Regions from separate parts of the Homo sapiens genome. Here all the other regions are linked to region 7. The links are chromatin contacts, found by Hi-C or POLR2A ChIA-PET in ENCODE. All regions are on one chromosome and are shown on one strand. The core of a region is the stretch at or near the end of the contact, and the rest is flanking DNA. Distances in the headings are between cores, read along the strand shown. Region 1 holds the start of TACO1 (translational activator of cytochrome c oxidase I). Region 2 has its middle 15 kb from the start of CYB561. Region 3 overlaps TANC2 (tetratricopeptide repeat, ankyrin repeat and coiled-coil containing 2). Region 4 holds the start of DCAF7 (DDB1 and CUL4 associated factor 7). Region 5 overlaps MAP3K3 (mitogen-activated protein kinase kinase kinase 3). Region 6 has its middle 33 kb from the start of MED13. Region 7 overlaps MARCHF10 (membrane associated ring-CH-type finger 10).

Region 1 (3,720 bases), core at 321-2,820, 880 kb before region 7:
CCAGGCATGAGCTGAGGGGGTAAATTAACATTAACTGAATGCCTATGATGTGCCATAAACCATAAACTACCTCAAGGTGGGTATTATCCTTGTTTCAGAGAAACTCAAGTTAAGCTACTTGTTCAAGGTTAGTCAGTGACAGAAACCAGTCTTCCTGACTCCAAAGTCCACAGTTTCTCTCTCTTTTTTTTTTTTTTTTTTTGAGATGGAGTCTTGCTCTGTCACCCAGGCTGGATGGAGTACAGTAGAGCAATCTCGCTTACTGCAGCCTTCAACTCCTGGGTTCAAGCAATTCTCCTGCTTCAGCCTCCCGAGTAGCCAGCATTACAGGCATGCACCACCATGCCCAGCTGTTTTTTTTTTTTTTTTTTTTTGTTATTTTTAGTAGACACAGGGTTTCCCCATGTTGGCCAGGCTAGTCCTGAACTCCTGACCTCAAGTGATCTGCCTGCCTCTGGCCTGGGATTACAGGCTGTGCCACTGCGCCCAGTCCAAAGTCCATGCTTTCTACAGGACTTTTCCTTTGCTCCTACAGATGTCTGGCCCTAAACAGAAAAAAAGCCTTTTCAGTGTGGCGACCTAAGGGAGAAAAGACATGGCTGCAAATCTACCTTCCAAGGAAATGTGTCTTGGGGAAACATTAATGAAGCAAACTAAGGCCTAAGCTAAGGCCTAAGCACTTAAGTAATAGCTTTACTCAGTGCCCCTGCCACAACCAATAAGGTACTTGAGGCGACTTCAGAGGGGTTGATTTGTCTCTTCAGGAGAGACACACATCTGCCCTGACTCTTAGGGCTTGTTTCTATTAAGTACCCAGCTAGATTAGGATGAAGTCACTTCTACCTTACCGGCTTATCTTCTTAAGAGCAGCTCCCTCTCTGACAAACTGGCCAGATGCTCAGCGTCTGGAAAAGTGAGTGAGAACCTCCAACGTAGGGTAGGTGTTTTGAGGATTTATGAGGTGGGCAATGGTGGGTACTGGGGAAGGAAAACAAAGTGAAGGGCCGGAGATCTAGGTGGGCCCAATTCCGAGAGGCAAGCGAGGCTGCGGGCACTGAGAGGGCAGCGGCAGCCAGTGCTGGGTGACCGTCAGGGTCTCACCTTTCACTGCCAGGCGGATGTTCAAACAGAGTTTGGAGAAGATGCGACTCCTTTCGACGTCCTTCGGACCCTTGATGTGCCTGACTTTGGACCACTTGTTGTGCCCGGCGGGGACAGCCGCGGTAAAGTGCAGCGTCCTGCCCGGAGCGGCACCGCAGCCCCGGGGCTCGGGGTGGGAGGGCCGGGGGTCGCGCGGAGGAGCCGCCCTGACCCCGGGGCCTCGTGCCAGCAAGCATCGGGCAGCGGCCCTGCTTAGGCTGGCAGCAGCCCAAGCCGACATCGGTCCCGACCCTGGGGTTCAAGCTGCTAGCAGCAGCGGCCAACGCCGGCGCGTCTCTTCCACTGCCGGAACAAGCAGTTCCGGACCCCGCGGCCGCCTGTGCCGGTCACCTGAGATCCAAAGGCTTGGGCCCGCCCGGGGCGGCTCAACAGCTAATGACCCTACACTGTCCCCGCGGCACCCGGGACTGGGGGCCCTTGATGGCGTAGCACACTTCCTTTACCGGGTTCGCTCCAAAAACACGTCCCCACTGCCCGCAAAGTCCGTTCCGTGGCTGCACGGTACTCGCTCCTCTCTTGCCCTTGAGCAGATCTAGTTAGTGCTCAAGCCCTCACGGTTGCCTAGAGAGCGCCGGACTTTGTTTCTCATAATGTTTTAGTGGAGACACATCTGAGTTATGAAACTGACTTTGCTTCCAAATTGCTGCCTAAATCTGAGCAAGTCCAGAATGATATTTTGTTGTTGCCTCATTGTACTGGGAAAGAAACTGCTGCCAGAGAAGTGAATTGCCCAAATGTTTAATCTCTCTGAACGTCTTCCCTATTTATAAATAAGGATCTAATATTTGCTTTATCAACATAGGAAAGTTAGAAACACAAAATGAGCCCTTAGAGCTTTAAAGTAATAAAGTTTTATGTAAATAGCCACAGTGCACTTAAGCCCCTAGATGCAAGAGATGGTTTGGGACAGACTCAGATGAGTCACAGGCCTTTGGGAGAGGGAGAATGATCAGACAAGCCCTTTGGAGCTAAACTCCCCTCTTCATTTTCTCTCTGCTGTCTCGAAAGAGAAAACCGAATCCGTTAGAAGATGGAGAGAAACAAAGCGGCAGCTGCTGAAAAGCTTTGTAGTGACTCCCATGCTGGTGAGATTAAGTCCAAAGGGCATGACATATCAGGTAGAGAAGCAGGACAGCCGGGCGCGGTGGCTCACGCCTGTAATCCCAGCACTTTGGGAGGCTGAGGCAGACGGATCGCTAGGTCAGGAGTGCCAGACCAGTCTGACCAACATGGTGAAACCCCGTCTCTACTAAAAATACAAAAAAATTAGCCGGCCGTGGTGGCGCGCGCCTGTAATGCCAGCTACTCAGAAGGATGAGGCAGGAGAATCGCTTGAACCCGGGAAGAGGAGGTTGCAGTGAGCCGAGATCGCGCCACTGCACTCCAGCCTGTGCGACAGAGCGAGAATCCAACTCAAAAAAAAAAAAAAAAAAGAGAGAGAGAGAGAGAGAGAAGCAGGACAGTGTGAAGTCCAAGTTTGTGCCCTCTGCAGTTAGACTGGGTGGCTTCAAACCCTGGTTGTTCCATTTTCTAGTGTATCCTTGGGCAAGTTCCTTTACTTTCCTGTTTCAGTTTCCTTACCATAGAATGGCCTTGTGAGGACTAAATGGGATAATGGATGCAAAGCACAAAAGCATAGATTTTTTATTTTTTATTATATAAGAACCTCCATGGGGCTGGGTGCGGTGGCTCACGCCTGTAATCCTAGCACTTTGGGAGGCCGAGGCTGGCAGATCACTTGAGGTCAGGAGTTCAAGACCAGCCTGGTCAACATGGTGAAACCCCGTCTCTACTAAAAATACAAAAATTAGCCAGGTGCGGTGGGTGCCCATAGCCCTTCATACATGCTTGCACCTTAGCACTTACCTTTTAAAAAAATATCAAAATGTTTATATCTGTTTCTACCGTAATACTAAATTCTCTGAGAGTAGGACTGTACTTCCTATGCCCAACACAGTTCTCATTTTTTAAAAAATTAAGTTTTGACATATTTCACAGATCACACAGATCACCAATTCAAAGTGTACAATGTGTTATAGAATATTCAGAGCTGTGCACAATTGATTTTACATTTTCATCATCCCCAAAAGAAGTCCTGTACCCATTAGCAATCATTCCCTATTTCCCCCCAATTCCCACAGCCCTAGGCAATCACCAATTTACTTCTGTCTCTGTGGGTTTGCCTCTTCTGGACATTTAATATGAATGGGCCCACACACTATGTGGCCTTTGGTAACTGGCTTCTTTCACTTAGCATGATGTTTTCAGGATTCTTGCATGTTGTAGCATGTATCAGTATTTCATTTCTATTGCCAAATAATATTCCATTGTATGAATATACCACGTTTTATTTATCTGTTCATCAGGCAATGGACATGTGGTTGTTTCCACCTTCTATGATGAATAATGAGGCTGTGAACATTCATGTACACATTGCTGTGTGGACCTATGTTTTCACTTCTTTTAGTTATATACCTAGGAGTGGAATTGCTGGGTCATATCATAACTATGTTTAACCTTTTGTGGGATTGCCAGACTGTCTTCTAAAGTGGTTGTATC
Region 2 (4,333 bases), core at 1,386-3,885, 740 kb before region 7:
GTGGCGGGCTCCTGTAATCTCAGCTACTCGGGAGGCTGAGGCAGGAGAATCACTTGAACCCAGGAGACGGAGGTTGCAGTAAGCGGAGATCATGCCACTGCACTCCAGCCTGGGTGACAGAGCAAGACTCCCTCTCAAAAAATAAATAAATAAATAAAATAAAATAAAATAAAGATAAAATGGGATAATCACTACTTTTAATAAGTGAAATTTATTTAAAGTTAATTTTAAATTTCAAAAAATGAGATTCTTTAAGAATGGGATGCTTGGAAGGGGAAAACAATCGGGAAACGCTGCTCTCTGGCCAGTAATGTCTCTGGTATCCTCGACATCATCCTGTCCACATCCGAACGTTTTCAAGGACAGAAGCTCACTACTTCTGTGGGCTGAGCCACTGTGGTTGTTAGAAATTGCTTTGTTATGCTAAATGTGTCTCCTGCCTCTTCTTTAGGTTTATTGTTTTTCTTTTTCTTTTTTTTCTCTTTTTTTTTTTGAGACAGAGTCTCGCTGTGTCGGCCAGGCTGGAGTGCAGTGGTGCAATCTCAGCTTACTGCAACCTCCGCCTCCTGGGTTCAAGCAATTCTCCTGTCTCAGCCTCCCAAGTACCTGGGATTATAGGCATGCGCCACCAAGCCTGGCTAATTTTTATATTTTTAGTAGAGACGGGGTTTCACTATGTTGGCCAGGCTGGTCTTGAACTCCTGACCTCAGGTGATCCACCCACCTCGGCCTCCCAAAGTGCTGGGATTACAGGCATGAGCCACTGCCCCAGGCCAGGCTTATTATTACAGGCATGAGCCACCGCCCCAGGCCAGGCTTATTGTTTTTCACTGTGCTTTCTAGAGAAACAATGAGTCTTTTCTCTTTGACATGGCCACTGTCCAAGATGAGAGGTAGCAACCCCATGTCTTTTTTTTTTTTTTTTGAGACGGAGTCTCACTCTGTCACCCGGGCTGGAGTGCAGTGGCGCAATCTCGGCTCACTGTAAGCTCTGCCTCCCAGGTTCACACCATTCTCCTGCCTCAGCCTCCAGAGTAGCTGGGACTACAGGCGCCCGCCACCACGCCCGGCTAATTTTTTGTATTTTTACTGGAGATGAGGTTTTACTGTGTTAGCCAGGATGGTCTTGATCTCCTGACCTGGTGATCTGCCCGCCTTGGCCTCCCAAAGTGCTGGGATTATAGGCATGAGCCACCACACCCGGCCACAACCATGTCTAAGCATGTCTCCTTTTCTCCAGGAGAAACACAGTGCCTTCAGTGATTCCCGGGGAGAGAAGTTCTCTGTATCCTGATGCTCTGTCATCTTCTCATGGATGGACTGCAGATTTTCCACATCTCTCCTAAACTATGCTGCCTGTATTTAAGTAAAGCCTGTGGGCTGGCCTAACATGCGCAGAGGGAGCCCTGGTCCACTTAATGCAATTCCTTCCCTTGGTGCAGCCGAAGAGGGCTGAGGTTGTTCTGGCAGCCTCCTCACCTGCTGCAGCTCATATAGAAACTGAGAGTCAGGCCGGGCGCGGTGGCTCACGCCTGTAATCCCAGCACTTTGGGAGGCCGAGGCTGGCAGATCACGAGGTCAGGAGATCGAGACCATCCTGGCTAACACGGTGAAACCCTGTCTCTACTAAAAATACAAAAATTAGCCGGGCGTAGTGGCGGGCGCCTGTAGTCCTAGTCCCAGCTACTCGAGAGGCTGAGGCAAGAGAATGGCGTGAACCCAGGAGGCGGAGCTTGCAGTGAGCGGAGATGGAGCCACTGCACTCCAGCCTGGGCGACAGAGCGAGACTCCGTCTCAAAAAAAGAGAAAAGAAACTGAGAGTCAGTGCAAACCCTCAGATCTTTTCCGTATGAAAGATGGCCAGTTTGTCGATGTGCATCTGACTTCTCTCTTTTAAATGCTGACTGTCAAGTTCAATCTTAATTTCTTTTGACTCACTCAGCAATCCCATCTTAACTCTCACGTCTCATTTTAGCTCTTCCCCTCAGTTTTCGGTCAAGCACAAACTTACTAAGCAAGATGTTGTTTTGTTTTGTTTTGTTTTTTTTTTGAGATGGAGTCTAGCTTTGTCACCAGGCTGGAGTGCAGTGGTGCGATCTCAGCTCATTGCAACCTCCACCTCCCGGGTTCAAGCGATTCTCGTGCCTCAGCCTCCCAAGTAGCTGGGATTACATGTGCCCATCACCATGCCTGGCTAATTTTTGTATTTTTAGTAGAGATGGGGTTTCACCATGTTGACCAGGTTGGTCTTGAACTCCGAACCTCCAGTGATCTGCCTGCCTCAGCCTCCCAAAGTGCTGGGATTACAGGTGTAAGCCACTGTGCCCGGCTGTTAGGTGTATTTCACCACAGTAAAAAACAATAAATTACAAAAAATGGTGACATGCCAGGGACAATGCAGTGTGGCAACTCATCTGGCCCTGTCTCCAGTGTACCCTGCTATAGGATGTCAGGCCCAGAATCCCAGGAAGCAGGGGAGGAGAGGGAGGTACCTCTTCATTTCAGGCCCAGGATACAGCCCAGCTCTGCCGTGGCTGCGGACAGTGACAATCTATCTCTGCCTCCCAGGCCAGGAACATGTGAGTAAGCTTTGACTCATATCTGTCTTTTCTCCTATTGCCTAATCTTGCCTGGTCTTAATTAAAAATGTCTCCTTCCCTTTCTTACACTCACTCATTCCTCCGCAGGTTTTCACCGAGACCTACAAAGAGCAGTCACCGACCGTGCCCAGACACCTTGGTGAGCAGGGACAGCCTGGTCGCACTGTTATAGGAAAGGGGTCCCGATCCAGACCCCAAGAGAGGGATCTTGGATCTTGCTCAAGAAAGAATTCAGGGCGAGTCTGCGGTGCAAAGGAAAAGCAAGTTTATTTAGAAAGTCAAGTGGTGAAAGAACAGCTACTCCATAGACAGAATAGGGCATTCCCAAAAGTAAGAGGAGGAATGCATCCACCCTAGGTACAGTGCTTGTATATATATAGGATAAAAAAAGATCATGGGGAGATGTGCTCTGCTACAGGGTTTGTGATAAAGGATTCTTTTTTAAAATTACCAAATTTTGCAAGAATCAATATTATTATCTTTGAAGCAAAATTAGGAATGCCTTTGTTCTCGAGATATCGGGATATCTGGACACTCCGAAGTTTGGGTTTGTTAGTAAACATTATTAATCCATTTCCTTAACTGTAAACATCTAGAGGCTGGGAATAGCCTTCTGGGAATGCAAGTCCCAACTTCATTTTCCTAGCCCTCACTCAAGATGGAGTCGCTCTGGTTCAAATGCCTGTGATACCACCTCTCCAGGCTCCCGGGATGTTTAAACAAGCCACTCCCAGAGAGGCGATATGAAAGGTGCAGGGCAGGCCCTGAGCCCTGGCCACAGGCGATGCTTAAGCTGAGCCCTGAAAGGAGGAGTAGGAGTTCAGCAGGCAAGTTGTTAGAAGACTCGCATTTCAAGCAGAAGGTCTGGAAAGACGTGCTGACTGATCGGCAGGAGGCTGTGAGCTGTGGATGATACGGAGACTGCAGAAGCTGAGGCCATGGAGCTAAGGCGGGCTCAGACTTCCTCCTGAGGGCAACAGGTTTTTAGCTGGGGAGGACCATGACCAAATCTGCCTTTCCCAGTCACCTCTCTGATCTCTTTGATGCAGTGTAGATCTGTGCTTAGCAAACTCAGAAGGCCCTGTCACCACCAGGAAGGAAGAGACCCCACGACTGAGGGCAGTGGTAGGTTTAGGGGCTGGCTGCAGGTGGGACCGAAAGGGATAGCTGTGGACTGGCTGGCTTTGGGGGGGGGGTGAAGAGTGGAGGGGGTGATGATGCCTTCTATGGGGAGGGGGACATGCTAGAAACAGTTTTGGGGGAGGTGGGAAGGAGGGTAAGCAGATGAAGGATTTGGGTCTTGGACATGCTGCTAGTTTGGCTTTGACGGTGCAGGTCCTCTGCTATGATGTGAGTGGCTGTGCCCGCCAGTTCCTCTTCTCACTCCCTTCTAGGGCTATGAGATTTGTGACCCTTTCCTCTGCCTGCCTCTGCCCCTGCCCATTGGGACCCTGCTGGACCAGGCATCCATCCTATGGAAATCTCCATGAAGCGTCGACCTCCCTGCCCCCCAGGCATTGGGTGAGTGGCAAGTGAGAGCTGCTCACAGGGCATCAAAGGGGTTCAAAATAGCACCCAAGGCCGGGCATGATGGCTCACGCCTGTAATCCCAGTACTTTGGGAGGCTGAGGTAGGCGGATCACCTGAGGTCAGGAGCTCAAGGCCAGCCTGGCCAACATGGAGAAACCCCGTCTCTACTAAAAATACAAAAATTAGCTGGGTGTGGTGGTGTG
Region 3 (3,972 bases), core at 1,307-3,806, 550 kb before region 7:
GCATGGCTAATTTTTAAAGTTTTTGTAAAGACAGGTCTCACTATGTTGCCCAGGCTGGTCTCGAATTCCTAGCCTCAAGTGATCCTCCTGCCTCAGCCTCCCAAAATGATGGGAATACAGGCACGATCCACTGTACCCGGCCTGTTACCTCTTTTTAAGTACTAAAAATACTGATGCCAAATACTGATGACTCATCTGGCATAGAAATAATTTTAGTCTTTGTTTTTTTTTTTGCTGAATTAATAAAATTCATTAAGCATTGTGTTGGCATGTTCTTATACATTATCTTACTATCTCTGTTCCTTTAGTTCTTTTCCATTACATGTTCCATTTCATTGTCCATCTGGCAGTGTCTATTCTTTAAATTTTTTTTTTTTAGCTTTTCTTAAGTATCAATGAGTTAATTTTAAAGGTAATAAACTGTAACTTGTTTTCTTCAAAACTGCTTTTAAATGTTGCTAATTTCTATTCCTGCACACTAACTGAACAAGGATGCTGGCAATGATAACTTAAGACAGAGAAATGACATGATTCTGAGCTGCATTTTAGAAAGATTACTTTGGCAGCCAGGCATTATACTGATTAGATGACAGAAAGACCAGAGAAGCAGAAAAGATAACTGATGGGTCTTCGGCTTAATACCGGGGTGACGAAATAATCTGTACAACAAACCCCCGTGACACAAGTTTACTTATGTAATGAACCTTCACACGCACCCCGGAACCTAAAATAAAAGTTAAAAAAAAAAAAAAAGAAGAAGATGGAAAGACCAGAGGAGGGAGGCAAGCTAATTAGCAATATTGAGAATGGAGAATATGGAAAGAATGTGAGAAACTCTGTGAGAGCTGAACCCTCAGGGTCTGGTCCTGACTGCATATAGGAGATAATGTAGATGGTGCTTCAATGCTGACTCCAAGATTTAAAGCTCAAGTGAGAGGAAAACTGAAGTACTATTTAGGAAGAGAGGAGTCGAAGCTGGTTTGGGTGAATGAATCAAGTATCCTCTCTGACCACAGCTCCTGCTGAAATATTCAACAGTCTTTGCCATCTCCAATACCGCAGAGTACAGAGTATCTACCATAAGCCAATGTACTGCTATTACTGTATTACCGATTGCTTTTTATATTAAGTTGTCTATGACATAGTTTCCTTATTACCACTACTTAAAGAGTTGTGAGGATTAAATAAGAATATGTTTAAAGCTCTAAGCACTGTGCCCACAAAGAGTAAGAACTCCAATAAATGTATGCTATCACTTTTACACCTTTTGAAGAGTGTCTCACTGTTAACATTTGTCTTAGTGTTTTAAAAAGTCCATTGCCTTCTATTAATGTGGGGATAAAAAAGGGGGAAGGCTTATTTTACTCTGAAAAAAATCTTACTTTGAATCTTTGAATAACTTCCATATTAAATTTCAGCTTTCTGACATTGGTCTTATGGGAAAACATTTGTTGAGAAAAATCTGCAGTCACTGCTGAGTGGAATTTTCAGAAAGAGAACAAAGATCTTTGGAGAACAGTTAAAAAAAAAAAAAAAAGAAAGGGAAAACCCAATTCTCCCAAAGGTTGCTGCTTTTTTATATGCTTCCTCACATTTAATACCTGAAAATGTAGAGAAAACATAAAACAGTAAAGGTTTTAAAATAGGAAATATTTGATAAAATATTTATAACTATGGCAATACAGTTGTTTTAAGTATTGTGCTCTTAGAGTGTTGGCTTTTAAGGTGATATACAACATTTATTTTTGGGAATATAAAAACTGGGTATTTTAATTCGTTGAAATTTAAGATAAAACATTTTAAAGTGAACTCTCATTGATGAAATAGCCTTTCGTTTGTGGCCTTAAAATGAAATCATCTAGTTCTGTAATTTTATGAGCATCTGGGGAAGTTATTTCACAACAAACCTTTTATATACTACAAGATTAAAAAACTTAGATCATTTTACTGAATTACAAAATTTTTTTGCAAAGTCTTATCTAAGTAAATTTATTGGCATTATGGTTACTTTAATAGACCTAGTCACTTTTGAGGAAAATAATAAGATTAATTGGGAAGTTTATTCTTTAATTTAGATCAAAACATCAAAATAGGTTAAGAGTGTGTTATTTTTCTTTACTGCACTCAAGGCATTTTAAAGTATTTCCAGTGAGATATCTTGCAGAGTTAGATGTCATGATGAGAGTTTTGTTCATGTTACTTCACAGTCTTCTCTGCAGAAGAGCTGGTTGGGGGTGAGGGGAACAACCTCATACAACTAAAACTTACAATCTACCCATATAATATTTACTATAGGAAGTTATGTGCATGCAACCTTATCCTTGGGTTTTGAATCTACTTAAGAAAATTTAATCTTACTTGTAGGGATGAAATAATGAACAATGAGGTAGAAAAGACTGATGGAAATATTCCCTTGTAAATGTGAGAGCCAGCCAGGCAATGATCAAGATGACTAAGCAACCTCAGGGATGTGTGACTCAGTAGGCTAATGTAAGAGCATTTAGCTTCATGACATGCATCTTAGTCATCATCATAAAGGATTCATTGTTTCAGAACAGTACGGGACTCATAAATGGTGTGAAGCACAGATTTGATAAAAATTAAATTTATTGCTTTGATAAAACCAAGTTAACTGTGGCAGGGCCAATTTCACATAAATTCTGCCAATGAATCAGACTATCATTTGTACATATGCCCTCCAACCTAGTGTCTATTAAAGTAGCTAATAACTAAACACAAAGCCTCTGAATGGCTTTTTATGTAATGAGATTTAGTAAAAGTTCTAAGGAAACCACCATATATTGAGAAATGAAGTTTTAATTAGCAATATATAATTTCTTCAAGTAGAAGAGTGTGGTTGTAACTTAAGACCAGGCAGGTTAGGGTCTCAATATTAATAATTTGTTGTTAATTTAACCCACGTAGCTACCATTCAAAGTCACTATGCTACAATTTGCCTTGTATATTTTAACTCCTCCTGGTTCCCTTTATATAATCCATCATAAGATTTATTACATTTATCCATAAAAATAAACTATTTCTTCCTTCCTTGTAATAGGCAGCAAACTTAGTTTCTATCTTTCTCTGCGGAATGAGAGAGCTTTCATTAAGATGATCAGAAAGAGTGGACATTTTCAGGTGGATAATTTTTAGCATAACTCCACATTAACCTAATGGTGATTAAATTTAAAAACATGAAGCCAAAAATAATTAAAACAATTTTTTTGAGACTGTTGCCCAGGCTGGAGTGTAGTGGCACGATCTTGGCTCACTGCAACCTCCACCTCCCAGGTTCAAGTGATTCTTAAGTCTCAGCCTCCTGAGTAGCTGGGACTATGGGCCCACGCCACCATGCCTGGCTAATTTTTGTATTTTTTTAAAGTAGAGATGGGGTTTTACCATGTTGCCCAGGGTGGTCTCGAACTCCTGACCTCAGGTGATCCCTCCACCTTGGCCTCCCAAAGTGCTGGGATTACAGGTGTGAGCCACCATGCCTAGCCTAATTTTAAAATTTTAAGTTAAAAACTTTATTAGTTAAATTAATTCAAATTAATATCTATCAAAGACATTAGGCTTTGGGACTAGAAAAGGCGCTTGTAGTAGGTTAGCTAGCTATATACTCTGTACTAGTACACAATCTTCTATGACTTTTATCATTAGTATTCAAGCTCTTGGATGGTTGACAGCTAGGAATCTGTTAAGTTGCTTTGGACAGTTGACTCACATGACCTCTCCCCCGTTGGGCCGGGTTTCTGGAAATATCAATTTTTGTAGAACAGTTGTTCAAAACAGCTGTCTTGAAGAGTGAAAAAAAAAAAGGACTTTTTAACTAATGAAGCAATGTTGATGTTAATATCCCACTTGGAGATGTTATCCCAACTTCTGCTTCAGCAGTCAAAAGACTACCATTATCATCAAACAACTGCAGTTACTATTAAGGCACCTGTTAAATTAATTATGCCTGTATTGTTA
Region 4 (4,031 bases), core at 275-2,774, 830 kb before region 7:
GTTCAAGCAATTCTCCAGCCTCAGACTTCCGAGTAGCTGGGACTACAGGCGCACTAAGCTACGCCCGGCTTTTTTTTTTTTTTTTTTTTTTTTTTTTTTTTTTTTTTTTGTATTTTAGTAGAGACGGGGTTTCACCGTGTTACCCAGGCTGGTCGCGAACTCCTGAGCTCAGGTAATCCGCCCGCCTCGGCCTCCCAAAGTCCTGGGATTACAGGCGTGAGCCACCGCGCCCGGCCAGTTTTACTCTTCTTAAATCTGATGTTCATGGCATAAAGCAGGAGTAGTGGCTTTAAATATCACTAGCCACAGCTTTCAGTTGCTCTGATCGCTATCATTCACAACTTTGAGTAAAAGGAAGAAAGAAAATTCTTCCAACTGACTTATTCAACTTTCAAAAATGAGTTTGTTGCAATGCCAGTTTAAAAGCTCCCCTACTACACCGTGCTTCTATAAAGGATTCTCAAATTGATGTATGTCCAGCAAGACTTACTACTAAAGGTCACACAACTGTACTAGCACGAAACAAGCCAAGAGATAAGGCCCTGTCATCCTTCTGTGTTCAGGAAACAACGGCGGGATCATGCCACAGGCCAAGATTTCCAAAGAGATTGCTTTAGAGAGAATGGATATCAGGAAGCAAGAGCAACAGTAATTCTGGCAGAAGGGCTAGGATCCATGAGTACCCGGGGGGGGTGGGAGTAGGGGGCGGGGAAGCTTGTACAATAGATCGTCTTAATAGAAATCTAGTGTGGCCAGGAGTGCACGACCACCAATAGAAGCGCCTGCATTTTCCTTCACAGCTATCACTCTCTCTTCCCTTCCCCGCCCACCAACGAAAGCAATGCGGCAGGAGTGGAGAGCACGGGATGAATAAATGGAGTATCTTTGGGGCGTAAACCCGGTTTTAAGACCTGTTTCCACCCCGAAATAGCTGCCTGACCCAGGCAAGTCACAAAACCGTGCCTCAGTTTCCCCACTACACTGCCGACTACACAAGAATGCTGCCTGGATTAAAGGAGACAGACAACGAGTACGAAACCTTCAGCACAGGGCCAGACAGAGGAACCGCTCCGTGGCCCTAGGGCGAGTCCGCAAGAGGGTTCTGAGGCCTGGGCTCCGGCCCGGAAAGGGCGCTCCCGGGGCCCGCTCCCCGCCAGCTGGGTTCCGAGCCCCTGCCCGGCCCACCTTGTTGTTGTACTCCTCCACGAAGCTGCCCAGCGCCAAGCGAAAGCGCTTATCGGGCCGCACACTCCAGTTCATCGCGTAGACTGTCCAGGGCGCTTCATACTTGTAGATCTCCTTCCGTTTGCCGTGCAGGGACATGGTGGCCACGGGGCCGCAGTACGGGCCGGGTCAACAGTGGGCTGCGGCGGGCGGGGAGCCGAGCCTGAGATCTATGGGTCCGAAGGGAGGAGAGGAGGGGGCGGGCAGGAACGGCCTAACCCGGAAGCGGGGATGCGGCGACAAACAACGACGACGGCCGAGCCCGACCCCTAGTTTCAAACCAGCTTGGGAACGGACGACAACCACCTTCCGTTTTGGGACGCCGCCCCGCCCTCTCGGAACGGAAGCCGCCGGACCCCCGCAGCGGCACCGGCCGTTGGTTGCCTGACACGTCCTTTCGAAAGGATTCTTTCTTGTCATTGGTTATTGCGGCCGTAGCGTCTGAAATCTCCTCGCTATTGGGTTAAATGTTTGTCATTGCAACTACTCGCCCCGCCCAACTCTCGGAGGCAGGCGCTTTGGCAGCCCCAAAGGTCATTGGTTGGCCAAGATGTCAGTCAGGCAGATAACGGCTCAGTGCGGGTGGTGGGGGCGTGGGTGGCCTGGAGGCGAGCGTGCTGTAGCAGCGGGCCTCCAAGTTCTAGGCCAAGTCTCTGAGAGTGAAACCGTCTGTGACCTGCGCTGACTTCCCCTCCGCTGCTGCTGTTCTGAGCGGCCTCTCCACGCTGTCGAGTAAAAGTACAATTCTGCCTTAGTGGAAGACCTACTGACTTTCGCGGGACAGAGCCCTGCGGCCTGGCAGCCTGGCCTGCGCCCAACGGGTACCACCTTCCCGCCCCATCTCTTCCCAGGGCCCTTTTAACCCGAAAGCTGCTCTCTCCGTGCCTCAGGGACAGGCTTCGGGCGCGCAGATGCGCTCAGGGCCAGGCCAGCTTGAGTCAGGCCCTCCCGCGCTTTCCTGCAGGATCTAGAAATGTCCCCGAATTCTGGGGTAGGCACCGACCCGACCAGCTTGGCTCTGTTTTTGTCAGTTCCCATCCTGTACCCTTCCCGCCGTGGATCCCAACGCAAATGCTAATCCAGCCCCAAAGGTATCTGTGCCTGTGAGTTGGAAAAGGGGAAGGGCCAGAGACCAAATGACACCTTTATATAAATTATTTCCAATTCTCAGCTTTCATCAAAATTGAAGGAGGTTTGTATTGAATTGTTGGATGATAACATTAAATACTTTTTTTTTTTTTTTTTAAAGACAGGGTCTTGCCCTGTCACCCAGGCTGGAGTGCACTGGTGTGATAAGGGCTCACTGTAGCCTGGACTGCCTAGGTTCAAACGATTCCCCCACTTTAGCCTCTGGAGTAGCTGGAACCACAGACATTTGCCACCACACCTAGCTATTTTTAAATTATTATTTGTAGAGATGAGATCTCTCCATGTTGCCCAGGCTGATCTCGAACTCCTGGGCTCAAGCGATCCTCCCACATCAGCATCCTAAAGTACTGGGATTACAGGCTTGAGCCACCATTCTGGGCACTAAATATAATTTTTAATGATAAATGATTTTTCCACCTCCCAGGTTCAAGTGATTCTCCTGCTTCAGCCTCCCGAGTAGCTGAGATTACAGGGGTGCACCACCACAGCCAGCTAATTTTTGTATTTTTAGTAGAGATGGGGTTTCACCATGTTGGCCATTCTGGTGTCGAACTCCTGACCTCAAATGATCTTCCAGCCTCGGCCTCCCAAAGTGTTGGGATTACAGGCGTGAGCCACCGCATCTGGCCAAGAAATCCTCTTTTTTTTTTAATTTTATTTTATTTTTGAGATGGAGTCTCACTCTGTCGCCCGGGCTGTAGTGCAGTGGCACTATCTCGGCTCACTGCAACCTCTGCCTTTAGGGTTCAAGTGATTCTCTTGCTTCAGCCTCCTGAGTAGCTGGGATTACAGGCGCCCGCCACCATGCCCAGCTAAAGGAAATCCCCTGTAAGGAGGAAAGTTTAAAAACAAATTTAAAAAGGAAAGAAAAAGACGTACAAAATTCGCGGTACCTTGTCTTATTCTAATAAAAAATAATGATATTTATCCACAGATATAGGAACTAACGGGGGGAGGAAATTTTCTCTTTTATGACGTATATTTCCAATAAAATTTTAGTTTTTATTAGAAAATTGAATATATATTTATGTTGTTTTGAACAACTGTACTACTAATAGATGTAACCCTTAAAGCCTTATTAAGGTTACAAAAATTAATTTTAAAATGTCAATTAATTTATACACATTCGTTTTGAGGCAGGGTCTTGCTCTGTTATCCAGGTGGTGGTGCAGTGGGGCAAACAGTGCTTATTGCAGCCTTGACCTCCCGGGCTCAAGCAATCCTCCTGCCTCCTTTATTTTTTGTAGAGACAAGATCTTGCTATGTTGCCCAGGCTGGGTTCAACTGGTCCTCCCACCTCAGCCTCCCAAAATGCTGGGATTATAGGCATGAGCCACCCCATGACCGACCTACTTTTTTTTTGAAACGGAGTCTTGCTCTGTTGCCCACGCTGGAGTGCAGTGGCACGATCTTGGCTCACTACAAGCTCCACCTCCTGGGTTCACGCCATTCTCCTGCCTCAGCCTCCCGAGTAGCTGGGACTACAGGCACCTGCCACCACGCCTGGCTATTTTTTTTGTATTTTTAGTAGAGATGGGGTTTCACCCTGTTAGCCAGGATGGTCTTGATCTCCTGACCTCGTGATCTGCCCACCTCAGCCTCCCAAAGTGCTGGGATTACAGGTGTGAGCCACTGCGCCCAGCCACTTTTTTTTTTTT
Region 5 (4,218 bases), core at 1,524-4,023, 920 kb before region 7:
CTCTGTACCTGGCCCAGAGACCCTGTCTTAAAAGAAAAAGGTTCCTCTGTCTCACCAACCACATTTCAAGTGCTCATTAGCCACATGTACAGCAGCCATATGTGTACTGGACAGCACAGATATAGAACATTTCCATTATAGCAGAAAGTTCTACAGGGCAACATTGATAGACTATTAATATAAACCATAATCTATCCTTCACGCAAAGCCTAACATCTCAAGAAGGTAATTCCTTCCTGTTTTTTTCCTTTGTCCATCACCACCTTTCATTTTTGGAAATTATACTGCTAACCAAATTAGTTTCATCTCCACTAGGAAACCCATTGAGACTGTAATTCTTTTTTCTGTGTGTGTGTGATGGAGTCTCGCTCTGTCCCCCAGGCTGGAGTGCAGTGGCTCGAACTCGGCTCACTGCAACTTCCACCTCCCAGGTTCAAGCGATTCTCCTGCCTTAGCCTCCCGAGTAGCTGGGACTACAGACGCCGGCCACCACGCCCGGCTAATTTTTGTATTTTTAGTAGAGACGGGGTTTCACCATATTGGTCTCGAACTCCTGACCTTTTTATCTGCCCGCCTCAGCCTCCCAAAGTGCTGGGATTACAGGCGTGAGCCACCACACCCGGCCCAGACTGTAATTCTTATATTTTTTTCTTCCAAATCAACTGTCCCAAGCAGTGATACTGTTAGGTGCTATCTAGATGGATTCTCTAGATAGAGGTGTTTCTGAAGCCTTTTGAGAGGATAGCTTTCTATTAATGCCTAATAGCAAATCATACCCCTCCTTCTTCAAGGCCTCAGCAACAGTGCAAAAGGGTCCAGCCTTTCTGGATAAAATACCAGAAGTCCACTCAGATGTCCCTAGCACACTATTGAAAAAGGATCATGATCAGAGATAAATTCTTCTGCATTTGGCCTAGCAATGAGCCATTCAAAACCCACAAAAGCAGCTTGAAAGTCTGGTCAAGATCAGAGGCCAGGACTTCCAGATTGGGTAAGATCTAAGCTGCTGCCATCCTATTGAATAACAGGCATTTTTAGGCCAGTGCTTCAAAGAGAGGTCTAACACCCATGCAACCACCCCCATCAGTGTGTCATTAACATTTCCAAAGGGAAGGAGATCTTAATCTACAATCCTTCTCCCCAGCCCTCCTGGGGCCAAAAGGGAGGACAGTCAGGGGTCTGGTCCCCATATTCTCAAAGTAAAGGGAAAGTCAGCCCACCAGAATGAATACCTGTCATGGATAAGTGGGAAAAGTCATGACTTCTTTCCTCTTTCCTGTGAATTCTAATTCTATAAGGGCCTACATTTAGATAAATACTACCCATATTCCAGGTAAAAAGTTTAAAATGCCCATAATGACATTCTCTACAAAATCCTGACGTGAAATACACGAAACTAGAGCTGTGTGGCACAGAGTACTAACTCTGTTGGCTTCCCTGCACCAACTTTATAAAGTCCTCAATTCCACATATAGTACACAAACACTGAAATGCCATGGCTCCTGAAAACAGCTCCGTAAAAAGAGAATGCACCATTTTCAAAACCTTGATAAGCAACGTTCTGCTGCTCAGGGCTTCAGAAGGCCATTCCTGCCTGACCACCTTAAATATTTGTGGTTTCAATCTGGCAGCTTCTCTGAAACCAAACACATACACTTTCTCAGTGTAAGCCTGCTCACTGTAACTGCATACCACTTTGGGAACAGGGAATTCAGGAGAGCCTAACTGCGTAATTGGGCTCCAACACAATTGTGCTTTTGATTGAAAACTCTGCTGCTCTGAGTTTGGCCATCCCTTTAAAACTCAGGTTGGAAAATGTGAAAAGTAGCAACAGTGAAGTGACAATTTAACTTCTCTGCTAATGGCAGGACACAGGAAGAGCAGCTGGGGACAGAGCTCAGACCTTCCTCCCTCCAGGCCTGGAACTCACATAGGAGCAGAAGGACCCTGGCTCTGCAGACCACACTTTCCACAATGCTTCCACCGGGTTGCCTCTGACAACCTTGTAGGCTTGTGAATGTGTATTTTAAAGGGAGAATAGTAGCCACAGGTCTCCTCTGGAGCCAGCTGCAAAGTAGGCTGAAAGGTACCAACTGTAGAGAACTACCAGAATCAAGAATGTTTAGAGGTACTAAGGTCCTGTGGTGAGACTCTTAAAGTAGGAAGACCTCATACTAATGGGTATGCTCTTCACCTGTCCAAATGCTCAAAGCAAAGGAAAGCTGAGGGTGGCAGGGGGTAGTATATCAATGGGAAAGAAAGGCAAAGAGTGGAAAAAACACCGAAAGGCACATTTATGTGTACATGTGCCGCACATGCACAAACATGCAAGGTCCCAAATATCCCATGTCCAGAGTTCTGTATGCTTTCTGAATGTTTTCCTTAAATAACTTCAGAAATTAAGTACAGTCACATTTTTTCTACTGAGAACTTCTACCTTGGCTTCCCACAAAAAATAACAATAATGAAAATACTGACAATGGAGAAAAGGACAGAAGAGTTTTGTAACACTACTTTCACTTCCCTAATGAGGTAAGATTCAGAACACAGACCGAAAAACTCCCTCTTTCTATGTCCTCAAAGGAGCTAAAGTCTTTTACAACTGATGGACTTGGTGCAGCTTCCCATGACCTAGAGACATCATGAAGAAACTTCTAATTCACCAACCTGACCCTTGATGTGGACAAAGCCAGGGCTGCTCTACTGGGAATAGTAATGGCACCATATCACAGGAGAATCCTGCCCTCCCTCTAATGCCCACAGGTGACACAGTGTCAGTGTGTCTGAAAGCCATGACTCTGAGTAGGGCCAGAGTCCTCACTTCCTAATAAAATGTCAGACCTCACAGCAGCAGAATAGAGCAGAACAGTAAAACATCAGCAGTTGAAATGGCTTCCAATGCTAAGATAGGAACAAGGTTCAATTAGTAGGCCAAGACAAGGGTGAAACTTTCCTCCCTTTATGCCCAATCCACCCTATTACCCAGCCAGTGGCCCCACAGGGATCAGGACAGGGGAATGACTTCCATGAACTCAATGCTATCTGAGAACTTTGGCATACATGAACACAGCTACTCATCAGAAGGCAGACTTACCGCCTCTCCCCGTTGTGCTCGAACTTGATTCTGACGTCACTCTGCCAAAAAGAATGATAGACAGGTTAGAGAATTCTCTGGAATGTGTCACTCCTGCCATTGCCAAGTAAGCCTTGGGCAGTTCGTTAGCAACATTAGGCATACATCCCTGATGGCTCCTGGTCCAGCTTCTCTTCCCAGATGGGCATGGGCATTCCTTTCCAATGAGTTAAAACTTCCAGTTCTAACATCAGGGACAACAAAGCTCTTAGGGTAAGATCCCTAGGTGGCTGCCCAGCTCAGTTGCTATGCTGTGACATGCTGTTTCTAGCTTCATACACACCCTATTTCTACAATTGGCTCTGGAAGTTTCTCCCACTCTATCACCTCCTGACCAGGATACATTTCCTTGTTGGCTGATGTGACTGAAGACAAAAAAGAAATTTTGCTGCTGATGCTTTCTAGCTATATGACCACAGGCAAGTTACTTATCCTCTGTGAGTCTTAGTTTTTCCATCTGTAGAGTAAGCCTAAACATACCTTGCAGAGTTCTTACAACAACTAAATGTAAGTAAAATACCTGACACATAATAGACATGCAATATTTGGTTTTTGCTGCTGCTGCCACTGGTACCACTATCATTGATTTCCCAAAACCCTCCCAAAGCTACCCCACTGGGGGTAAAGTAGGATCTTATACACTGTTCCCAGCCTTTTCCAAAATGACCATCATGAGTAGCCTGTAAACTGCAGGAGAGCAGAGATCAGGTCTATCATGTTTCTTTTTTTTTTTGAGACGGAGTGTCACTCTGTCACCCAGGTTGGAGTGCAGTAGCACAATATCGGCTCACCGCAACCTCCGTCTCCCGGGTTCAAACGATTCTCTTGCCTCGGCCTCCCGAGGTCTATCATGTTTCTATATCCCCAGTGCCAGGCAAAGGAAATGGCATATAATATTTGTGCTTAATAATATTTGTTAAGTGGTTGAATGAATTGAAGAACAGAAGTATAAATATGAGAAATAAGAGGAAGTAGAAATGTTAAAATGACAAAGAACAAATTAAAGAGGAAGAGATATTGCAAAAGGGCAAACAAACAACTTGAGGGAGTTTAAAAAATGACAGGGAAAGGAGAGAGATATTACA
Region 6 (4,283 bases), core at 851-3,350, 630 kb after region 7:
GAGTGAGACTCCATCTCAAAAAAAAAAAAAAAAGAGATTTAAGGAATCACGAATGAGTATGTACCCATCTTAGAAATAAAATATCACCCGTACAGTTGAAGCTCCCGTAGCCTGTGCCTGCTCTCATGTCATCTCCCTGCTATTCCAGAAGTAATCCCTTTCCTGAAATCAGGCATTATCATGGCCATGTAACTTCTCAGCCACTCTGTTCACTAAACCTGGGCTTCCCTTCTGCTAGGATGGTAGATGTGTTGAAGGTGGGAAAAGACAGTCTGGGGAATATGGACCAGGTGATCCTGGCCCTAACCCAAGTGTTCAGGGATGGGGACTCAGCCTATATTATAGAGATGTCATTTTAGGAAGTAGAGAAAACATTCAATATGTCTCAGACCCATATTCTAGGAGGATCCTGGGAGGAGCAGGCCAGGAAGAATTGGGACAGGGTATCTCTCAAGCTGGGTTTCTTTAGCCCAGCAAATGGTCTATGTCTGGCAAGCATGAAATCAAAACCAGGAAATCAGATAAAAGGGTGGGCAAGAAAGGGAAAGTCTTGCCAGAGAGGGTACCTCTGAGTCTAACATTTCTAGACTACAGGAACAGGACAATAAGAGATCAAAGTCCATTCACTCACTCAGTCATTCAGTCAGTCATTCGACAAGTCCATCCCTGCCTGGGTCACAAGCAATGTGCTAGACATTACAGGGGAGGACTGTAAATAAGAACAAGAAATAATGTCTGCTCTTGAAGAAACTCATAGATTAGAACACAAGAGAGACACAAAAATATTACAATATAATATGGTAAGTTAGAAGATGGTGGGGGCTTCACAGGGCTCAGTAGAGCAGGCTGGGTCAGCATCCAACCCGCACAGTGGGTGTTTAAGAAATAATCCAGGGTGCAGCTTCTTAAGGAGGTAGCAGAAGTCGTGGTGGCACAGTGAAGCTCTAAGAGATGTTCTGGGGCAAAGAAAGGGGATGAGGCAAAGAAAGTCAGAAATTCAAATTCAGCCGGGCTCATGCCTGTAATCCCAATACTTTGGGAAGCCAAGGTGGGAAGGTTGCTTGAAGCCAGGAGATCCAGACCAGCCTGGACAACACAGTGAGACTCCCATCTCTACAAAATTTTTTAAAAAAATTAGTCATGTGTGGTGGTGCCCCTGTATATCCAGCTACTCAGGAGTGTGAGGTGGGAGGATTGCTTGAGCTCAGGAGTTCAAGGCTGCACTGAGCTATGATTGCATCACTGCACTCCAGCCTGGGCAACAGGGCAAGACTCTGTCCCCCCACCCACCCACACCCACACACACACAAAGGAAAGAAACTCTAATTCAATGGATGAAGACGAATTAGGGAGCAGACAGATATTTGGAATAGAATAGGGGCTAGACAGACACGACAAATGTCACCATGTGCTTGTAGGTCCTCCTGTACCTACCATTCTAGATACCACCTTCCTGATACCACCACTTGGAACCCACAGACCATTCTAATCCCCATATTTCTCTGTACTTCTGTTTCTCTCTACTTCCCCAGACATTCCATTAATATTTGTGTCCTATGGAACCCCTGTCTGTTGGTGAATTCTCCTACTTCCTTAACTTCTTCACAGAACTATCTAAAGTGGACACCTTTTTGGAGTGTCTTCCCAGCTCATCAAGACCATCATAGCATCTTCTCACCCATAATGATAGGCCTGTGGCTACCATCTTGTGCAACTGTCCAAGATACCCAACTCCCTCAACCCGTCACTCACTACTGGCCACAGATAGCTGGAGCTGATTTCTGTTATGTGCAACCAGACACCTTGCAAACTCCCTCACCTTCTAGTCTGAACTGAAACCTGGCTTTCCCCTGAGGTTACCACTTCCCCTGTACTTCTTTCGAGTAGAAGCTATTTATTCTTTCATGCCCCCAATACAGGGAGGCATTAGCAACAACATTCTTCCAGTTCCCTAAGACCCTTCTAACAATTTCTTCCCTATGAAAAACCTCTGCCCCAATGAAGTCCATGACATCCAACTTGTCATCTTCTCTCCTTTCATCTCTGTCATCCATCAGCCATATTTCTTAAATACCTGTCTCACTTCTTCTTCCTGGGCGGAAGGGAGATTTTGCTGACTTTGTAGGCCACCCACTCAATGACCCAGCTTCTTAGTTTCCTGACCTTTCATACTCAGCGTCTTCACTTCCAGTTCTCTTCAGTGGACTCCTATGGCCACACCCTGTACTTTGTCACTACCAGAACAGTTCCACCCTGCAAATCTTAAACTCTTTATCACTGTAACTATTCATCCAGCGCTCTCCCCTGACACCATCTGATGGGTTGAGGCCTCTACAAATTTTCTTTTCTTTTTTGAGACAGACTTTTACTCTTTTACCCATGCTGGGGTGCAGTGGCATGATCATGGCTCACTGTAGCCTCAAACTCATGGACTCAAGCATCCTTCTGCCTCAGCTTCCCAAGTAGCTGGGATTACAGGGGCACACCACCATGCATAGCTAATTAAATTTTTTTCTTTTTTCTTTTTATAGAGACAGAGTCTTGTCATGTTGTCCAGGCTGGTCTCAAACTCCTGGGATCAAGCAATCCTTTCCCCTTGGCTTCCCAAAGTGCTGAGACTACAGGCCTGAGCAATGTGCCTGGCCGCCTCTACAGATTTTTAGCTGTGTTCTCAGCCTATTGAATAGGCATTTTTCCTATCAGCATTTCCTTCCCTTTCATCCCCTAGCCGTCATTGCAAACTTTCAGTACCCTTCCCAAGCTCCTCACAATCAAGTGAAACTCTGTGCTGTTGTTCTCTTCATCTAATAATTTAATTATTAATATTATTCAGCAAACATTTATTACACATCCACTAGGTGCTGGGTACCATGGGTACAATAACACAGCTTTGCCAGTGAGGAGCTCACAGTTTAGGAAGGAGGCAGCTGTGATAAGACCTGGAGTTGGGGCCGGGAGGTAGAATGGGACATTTCATGAAGAAAAAAACAACATGAGCAAAACTCTGAGACAGAATTGAGTGTGGCTTGAGGGATTGAAACAAAAAGACCTGTATGGTTGGAAACAGAATGCTAGATAGTGGAACAAGGTGAGGCTGAGTGAGGGGAGAGACAGAAGATCTGCAGTTTTGGAGGTATGTTTTGCTGTAATAAAGATCTGCATTTTGATTTTTTTTTTTTTTTGAGATGGAGTCCCATTCTGTTGTCCAGGCTGGAGTGCAGTGGTGCAATCATGGCTCACCGCAGCCTCGAACTCCTAGGCTCAAGCAATCCTCCCACCTCAGCCTCCTGAGTAGCTGGGACTACAGGTGCACACCACCACACCTGGTTAATTCTTTAATTTTTTGTAGAGATGGGGTCTTGCTATACTGCCCAAACTTCCCTCAAGTGATCTTTCTGCCTTGGCCTCCCAAAGTGCTGGGATTATAGGCATGAGCCACCGCACCTGGCCACAGGATCCACTTTTGAAACAATCACTGGTAAGGGATGTGAAGTATGAGGGATTTTTAGAGCAGCGAAACTATCCTGTATGATACTGCAATGGTGGATACATGTCATACATTTATTATACAACAGGAGACTAAACCATAATGTAAGCTTTGGTTCATAATAACAGTCTTCGGTTAATAATAAGTATCAATATTGGTTTATCAGTTGTAAGAAATGTACCACACTAATTCAAGATGCTAATAATAGGGGGAACTGTGAGTGGCATAGAAAGTGGGTATAAAGGAACTCCCTGTACTATGTGCTCAGTTTTCTGTAAACCTATGAAACTGCTCTAAAAATAAAGTTCATTAATTAACAATTAAAAAATAGGCCGGGCGCGGTAGCTCATGCCTATAATCCCGGCACTTTGGGAGGCCGAGGCAGGCAGATCACCAGGTCAGGAGATCGAGACCATCCTCGATAACACGGTGAAACCCATCTCTACTACAAATACAAAAAAATTAGCCGGGCGCGGTGGCGGGCGCCTGTAGTCCCAGCTACTCGGAAAGTTGAGGCAGGAGAATGGTGTGAACCTGGGAGGCAGAGCTTGCAGTGAGCCGAGATCGCGCCACTGCACTCCAGCCTGGGCAACAGAGCGAGATTCCATCTCAAAAAAATAAAATAAATAAATAAATAAATAAATAAATAAATAAATAAGGCTGTAGAGGGAAGACCATCAGCTGCTGTGAGAAAAGTAAATTGCAGGCAGTGGAAACGTGGGCAGACCATTAGAACACTGTCCCAGAAGCCCAGGCAAGAGAAGATGATAGTGAGCCCAGTTCTGAAGAAAAAGAA
Region 7 (3,842 bases), core at 305-2,804:
AAACTGTAATTCTGCTTCTTTACACTGAGCTGCCCTTTCATGGGGAAAAAAGTCTTTCAAGAAATTGAGCATATATTTCTCCATCCAGAGCAATGTCCATTTCTTCCTCTTTTGATTTTAGTCTCTAGCCAGTTTCCTTTCCTTGACCAGATGGCCCCCAGTCCCGTGAGGACTCTAAAGAAAAGAAAATAGCCTTAGGCTTCTTAAAACCTCCCAACATGAACATCGACCAGCTATTCTTCACTCACCATTTATTAGACACAAATATCTTTACTTACATTTTCGTTAGTTCTTATCTTCATCAGATTCCAGCCGCTTACATTCTGGAATGCTGATGTCATTTGTTGGCATGTGTGGTGTTATTCGGGAGATTGTGTCCAGGTTTATTGGTTCATCATCCACCTAAACCAACATCTATTAAGTGAACTCTGTGCACAACACCTTGCCAGACACTAGATGTACTTTACAGTTTGCAGAACAGGTTCCTCATTGTCACACGTAGCCAGCCTGGCCACAGCCCTAGGAAGTAGGTGGCAGTGGTGTTATCACCATGACCCTCATTGTACAGATGAGGAAACAGGGTCTTGGGAAGATTAAGGAACTTATCCAAAGTCACACAACTCACAAGTTTCAGAGGCTGGCCTCAAACCCAGGCCCCCTGACCACGAATCCCATGCACTCACCAGTATGCCACCCCCACCAACTTCCTGGCAGGGAGAGGGGCTCCTGGCCTTGACTCCAGTTTGAAAATGATTCTGTAGCCATTTCCCTTTACCTCTTGATTTATGGTGGCAGTGCTGGTCCTCCATGTCAGCTCACACGTATTGACAATTGCAAAGAAGCCTGTTACAAGAATTTGTGCCTCAGCCAGGCCCAGGGGCTCACACCTGTAATCCCAGCACTTTGGGAGGCCAAGGCATGTGGATCGCTTCAGCCCAGGAGTTCAAGACCAGTCTGGGCAACATCGTGAGACTCCATCTCTACAAAATAATTTTTAAAATAGCCAGGTGTGGTGGCATGCACCTGTAATCCAGCTACTTGGGAGGCTGAAGTGGGAGGATCACCAGAGCCTGAGGAGGTTGAGGCTGCAGTGGGCCAATATTGTGCCACTGCACTCCGGCCTGGGCAACGGAGTGAGACTCTGTTTCAAAAAAAAAGAGAGAATTTGTGCCTGTGTTATCAAAAATCATCTCACTAGGGTCAGAGGGGGCAGCGGGTGAGTACCAGGAGCCCTCTTCCTTCTCTGTCAATGCTCTGGGAACTGGTATTTGTAGAAACTGCAAACGTGTAGCCTCCTGGTCACGAGGGCTTGTTTTCACATTTAGTCTCCTGGAGGAGGACTCCGAGGAGGAGGGAGACTTGTGTCGCATCTGTCAGATAGCCGGGGGTTCCCCAAGCAACCCCCTCCTGGAGCCTTGCGGCTGTGTGGGAAGCCTGCAGTTTGTTCATCAAGAGTGCCTGAAAAAGTGGCTGAAAGTGAAAATAACATCAGGTAGGTGGGGAAGGAAGTGCAGTGAACGTGCCACGACATGTAATTAACATGAGGCACCACGGTGTGGGCCCCGGAGCCTTGTCATCAGCTCACTCTCCTCCGCAGAACAGCGACTCAGGGACACGTGGCTGAGCTCCAGATCCTTGCTCATAAAAGCTGTCTTTAAACTATGGGAGGGAGTTGGGGGTTTTTTGTTTGTTTTTGTTTTGGTTTGTTTTTTGTTTTTTGCTTTTATCTGAGAGAAGACTCCTGGGAACAAATGCTATTGAATTCTACCTCTGCTTGAGGCCTGAGCAGAGATGCTAAGATCGCCTCTCAGGAGGAAGGAAATAGAAGTGGGTCAGCGGTGGAAGCTCAGCAGACACACAGTAGCCGTGCCCAGCTAGCAGACACCCAGCAAAATACTTCAGAAGGTCCCTCATGAGAGACCCCCAGCACACACATCCTACTTCCTTTTATTTGGGGGTCACCTAAGAAACTAAACAAAGCTGCCTTTTAGCAATAGGGATAAGAGTGCTGATCTGATTGTCTAGAACCATATTAGATAAAGAAATTTCCATGTGCTGATTTTGTCAGCTCCCTAGCATCTTATAACTGGGTGTGCGGCACCTTCTCAACTCCCTGAGCAGGTTATAACCTAAATACAACCACATCGGTAGGTCGGCTGTAGTTTTCTGGGCAGAGAACAGAAGGTTTCTTTAAAGCATGGCTTTAGGAATGAGATCAACTTTAAGCAAAAAAAAAAAAAAAATGCATGGAACATCAGTGCAAAGAGCAACTTGATCAGAAAATAGCTGCGGCTTCTTTCAGACACACATCTCTGAAAACATATCCCCCCACAGCCAGATCCTATTTCTCCCCGTCTTCCATATCCTTCTCCTTAGCCGTCACTATCCAGGCTGCAGGGAGACTTAGAGCTTTACCCTGTCCCCATGAGGTGTTGCCACGCCCCCTCACCAAGGACAGCACACCATGGAATCAGAGAATGAACACGTGGGGTAATCATATTACTGTGTCATCCATGGAGCCCGTTTTATGCAACTTCCCTAGCATAAGAAATATAAGTCCACTGATCAAGATGCTTAAACGCATATCCATATAACGAGCAAAATATTCAGTCCTTCAGAGAGGGAAGAAAACGAGTAGATTTTGGTTGCTAACGACTCTGCCATGCAATCCTTTATCTTCCTAGAAATTTGGGCCAATTAAACATCTAACACAGAAAAAGTTACCTGTGAAACATGTCATGAAAATGCTGCTATGCTCATAAATGTCAACGCTTGTATGGGTGTGTTCAGTAGGATTCGATCGGAAGACTCATGGGACATTTGGTAGCCTAAAGCGTTACTGAATGACGCTAAAAAAAAAAAAAAAAAAAGTCAAGCGAACAAAATGCAGATAAGGGATTACTTCCTGTTCATCCTTGCCCTTTGAAAGTCTCTATTATTTACTGTTTCTTTATATCCCCAGTGGGGAAATAGAATGGAGGTATGAAACTGCACAAGCCCTATTTTTACCAAATACATGCAGGTAACTAATAGGTCTTTTATTTTCTAATGCATAAAATAAACACCAGTACATCATTAGTCAAAAGCCGCAACTAAGGGGGAGAAACTGTCTGGCAGAATGTTTGCTTAGACATAACAGCCCAGCTCTGCATCCTCCACTTTTGCATTGGGGAATAGGATAAAAATGCTGATCTAGAATGCCTGTTTTTATAAAAACAGCAACAAAGGAAGCCTTCTCATATTCCTTTTCCCCGATGAGTCTGAGCTCAGGCTGATGAGCTGGCCCTGGGTACTACTGTAACTAGTACCCACACCTGGCCCCTCGCTCCCTCACTGTTCTCAGGTGGCAATGTTACCTGGGCAGGAGTAAAGGCAGATTTTTAAGCCATTGATCGAGAATAGCTTCTGCCATCTATTTTGGTCCTCACTAATTTATTTACTTGGACCTGTGTTGGGTCTACAATAAAAAAAAAAAAAGCTGAATAGTCACTCTTTTTACAAACACCTGTGTTACAGACTCTTAGCCTCTGTGCAGCAATTCCAAGTTTATGAACCATCCTGTTTATATTTAAATAGAAAGCAAGATCTGCTATTTAAAAGTCGTGGGAATTTCACTTCTATGAAGCTTGCATAATAGATGACTACAAAGGAAATTTTTCAGCTCTCAGATTCAAGGTCATTTTCTACAGAAGATGGCTGGCTTTAAAGGAAGGTCACTGAAGCTCAGAATTCATAACACACACAAGTTCACTCCCCAAATATCACCTGTCCAAAGTGCTAACACAAACAGACCCATGGTTATATGTACATATAATTCTTTATCCAATTTAAGGAGCAGATCT

What was found. A loop is a pair of places that touch in the nucleus more often than their neighbours do. ChIA-PET counts read pairs that join two places held with the same protein, here RNA polymerase II (POLR2A). Pooled maps may share reads with other maps.
Region 1: a loop to region 7 is called in a pooled map, with 2.7 times the contacts of the local background. The contact joins the promoter of TACO1 here to the enhancer-like site in region 7. A Hi-C loop is called at or near these places in 2 of 50 pooled maps. POLR2A ChIA-PET finds 5 or more read pairs at or near these places in 4 of 52 experiments (Caco-2, GM10248, WTC11 and 1 more).
Region 2: a pooled map shows a loop between it and region 7 (4-fold over the local background). The contact joins two enhancer-like sites. A Hi-C loop is called at or near these places in 2 of 50 pooled maps. POLR2A ChIA-PET finds 5 or more read pairs at or near these places in 2 of 52 experiments (Panc1 and common myeloid progenitor, CD34-positive).
Region 3: a pooled map shows a loop between it and region 7 (17-fold over the local background). The contact joins two enhancer-like sites. A Hi-C loop is called at or near these places in 1 of 37 single-sample maps with no recorded cell type and 8 of 50 pooled maps. POLR2A ChIA-PET finds 5 or more read pairs at or near these places in 1 of 52 experiments (MCF 10A).
Region 4: a pooled map shows a loop between it and region 7 (6-fold over the local background). The contact joins the promoter of DCAF7 here to the enhancer-like site in region 7. A Hi-C loop is called at or near these places in 1 of 168 maps with a recorded cell type or tissue (lower leg skin), 1 of 37 single-sample maps with no recorded cell type and 6 of 50 pooled maps. POLR2A ChIA-PET finds 5 or more read pairs at or near these places in 2 of 52 experiments (AG04449 and T-cell).
Region 5: a pooled map shows a loop between it and region 7 (7-fold over the local background). The contact joins two enhancer-like sites. A Hi-C loop is called at or near these places in 1 of 37 single-sample maps with no recorded cell type and 2 of 50 pooled maps. POLR2A ChIA-PET finds 5 or more read pairs at or near these places in 2 of 52 experiments (activated T-cell and activated naive CD4-positive, alpha-beta T cell).
Region 6: a loop to region 7 is called in a pooled map, with 7 times the contacts of the local background. The contact joins two enhancer-like sites. A Hi-C loop is called at or near these places in 2 of 37 single-sample maps with no recorded cell type and 3 of 50 pooled maps.

What each region holds. Positions count from the first base shown.
Region 1 is chr17:63,598,745-63,602,464 of GRCh38, reverse strand. TACO1 (translational activator of cytochrome c oxidase I) reads right to left here and starts at 1,570. Exons shown (of 5, transcript NM_016360.4): 1 at 1,102-1,570. The coding sequence starts at 1,381.
Region 2 is chr17:63,459,218-63,463,550 of GRCh38, reverse strand. No RefSeq gene overlaps it. Among named protein-coding and RNA genes, the nearest start is that of CYB561, 15 kb to the right of the region's middle. RefSeq lists an enhancer at 2,640-2,709. Within about 2 kb of position 2,635, at least 12 of the 41 ENCODE cell types and tissues checked have a DNase peak (open chromatin) inside an H3K27ac peak, as active enhancers do.
Region 3 is chr17:63,274,060-63,278,031 of GRCh38, reverse strand. All of the region lies in intron 9 of TANC2 (tetratricopeptide repeat, ankyrin repeat and coiled-coil containing 2), which reads right to left. Among named protein-coding and RNA genes, the nearest start is that of CYB561, 170 kb to the left of the region's middle. Within about 2 kb of position 2,556, at least 6 of the 41 ENCODE cell types and tissues checked have a DNase peak (open chromatin) inside an H3K27ac peak, as active enhancers do.
Region 4 is chr17:63,547,970-63,552,000 of GRCh38, reverse strand. DCAF7 (DDB1 and CUL4 associated factor 7) reads right to left here and starts at 1,524. Exons shown (of 7, transcript NM_005828.5): 1 at 1,186-1,524. The coding sequence starts at 1,323. It also overlaps a transcript of KCNH6 not described here. RefSeq lists silencers at 1,031-1,180, 1,201-1,250 and enhancers at 1,401-1,480, 1,921-2,310, 1,610-2,594.
Region 5 is chr17:63,644,951-63,649,168 of GRCh38, reverse strand. MAP3K3 (mitogen-activated protein kinase kinase kinase 3) reads right to left here. Exons shown (of 16, transcript NM_002401.5): 3 at 3,095-3,135. Among named protein-coding and RNA genes, the nearest start is that of MAP3K3, 25 kb to the right of the region's middle. RefSeq lists an enhancer at 2,077-2,126. Within about 2 kb of position 2,773, at least 7 of the 41 ENCODE cell types and tissues checked have a DNase peak (open chromatin) inside an H3K27ac peak, as active enhancers do.
Region 6 is chr17:62,096,613-62,100,895 of GRCh38, reverse strand. No RefSeq gene overlaps it. Among named protein-coding and RNA genes, the nearest start is that of MED13, 33 kb to the right of the region's middle. Within about 2 kb of position 2,100, at least 2 of the 41 ENCODE cell types and tissues checked have a DNase peak (open chromatin) inside an H3K27ac peak, as active enhancers do.
Region 7 is chr17:62,722,588-62,726,429 of GRCh38, reverse strand. MARCHF10 (membrane associated ring-CH-type finger 10) reads left to right here. Exons shown (of 11, transcript NM_152598.4): 7 at 1,326-1,492; 8 at 3,833-3,842. The region is part of intron 2 of MARCHF10-AS1 (MARCHF10 antisense RNA 1); the gene reads right to left. Among named protein-coding and RNA genes, the nearest start is that of MARCHF10-AS1, 18 kb to the right of the region's middle. RefSeq lists an enhancer at 1,422-1,501. Within about 2 kb of position 1,554, at least 8 of the 41 ENCODE cell types and tissues checked have a DNase peak (open chromatin) inside an H3K27ac peak, as active enhancers do.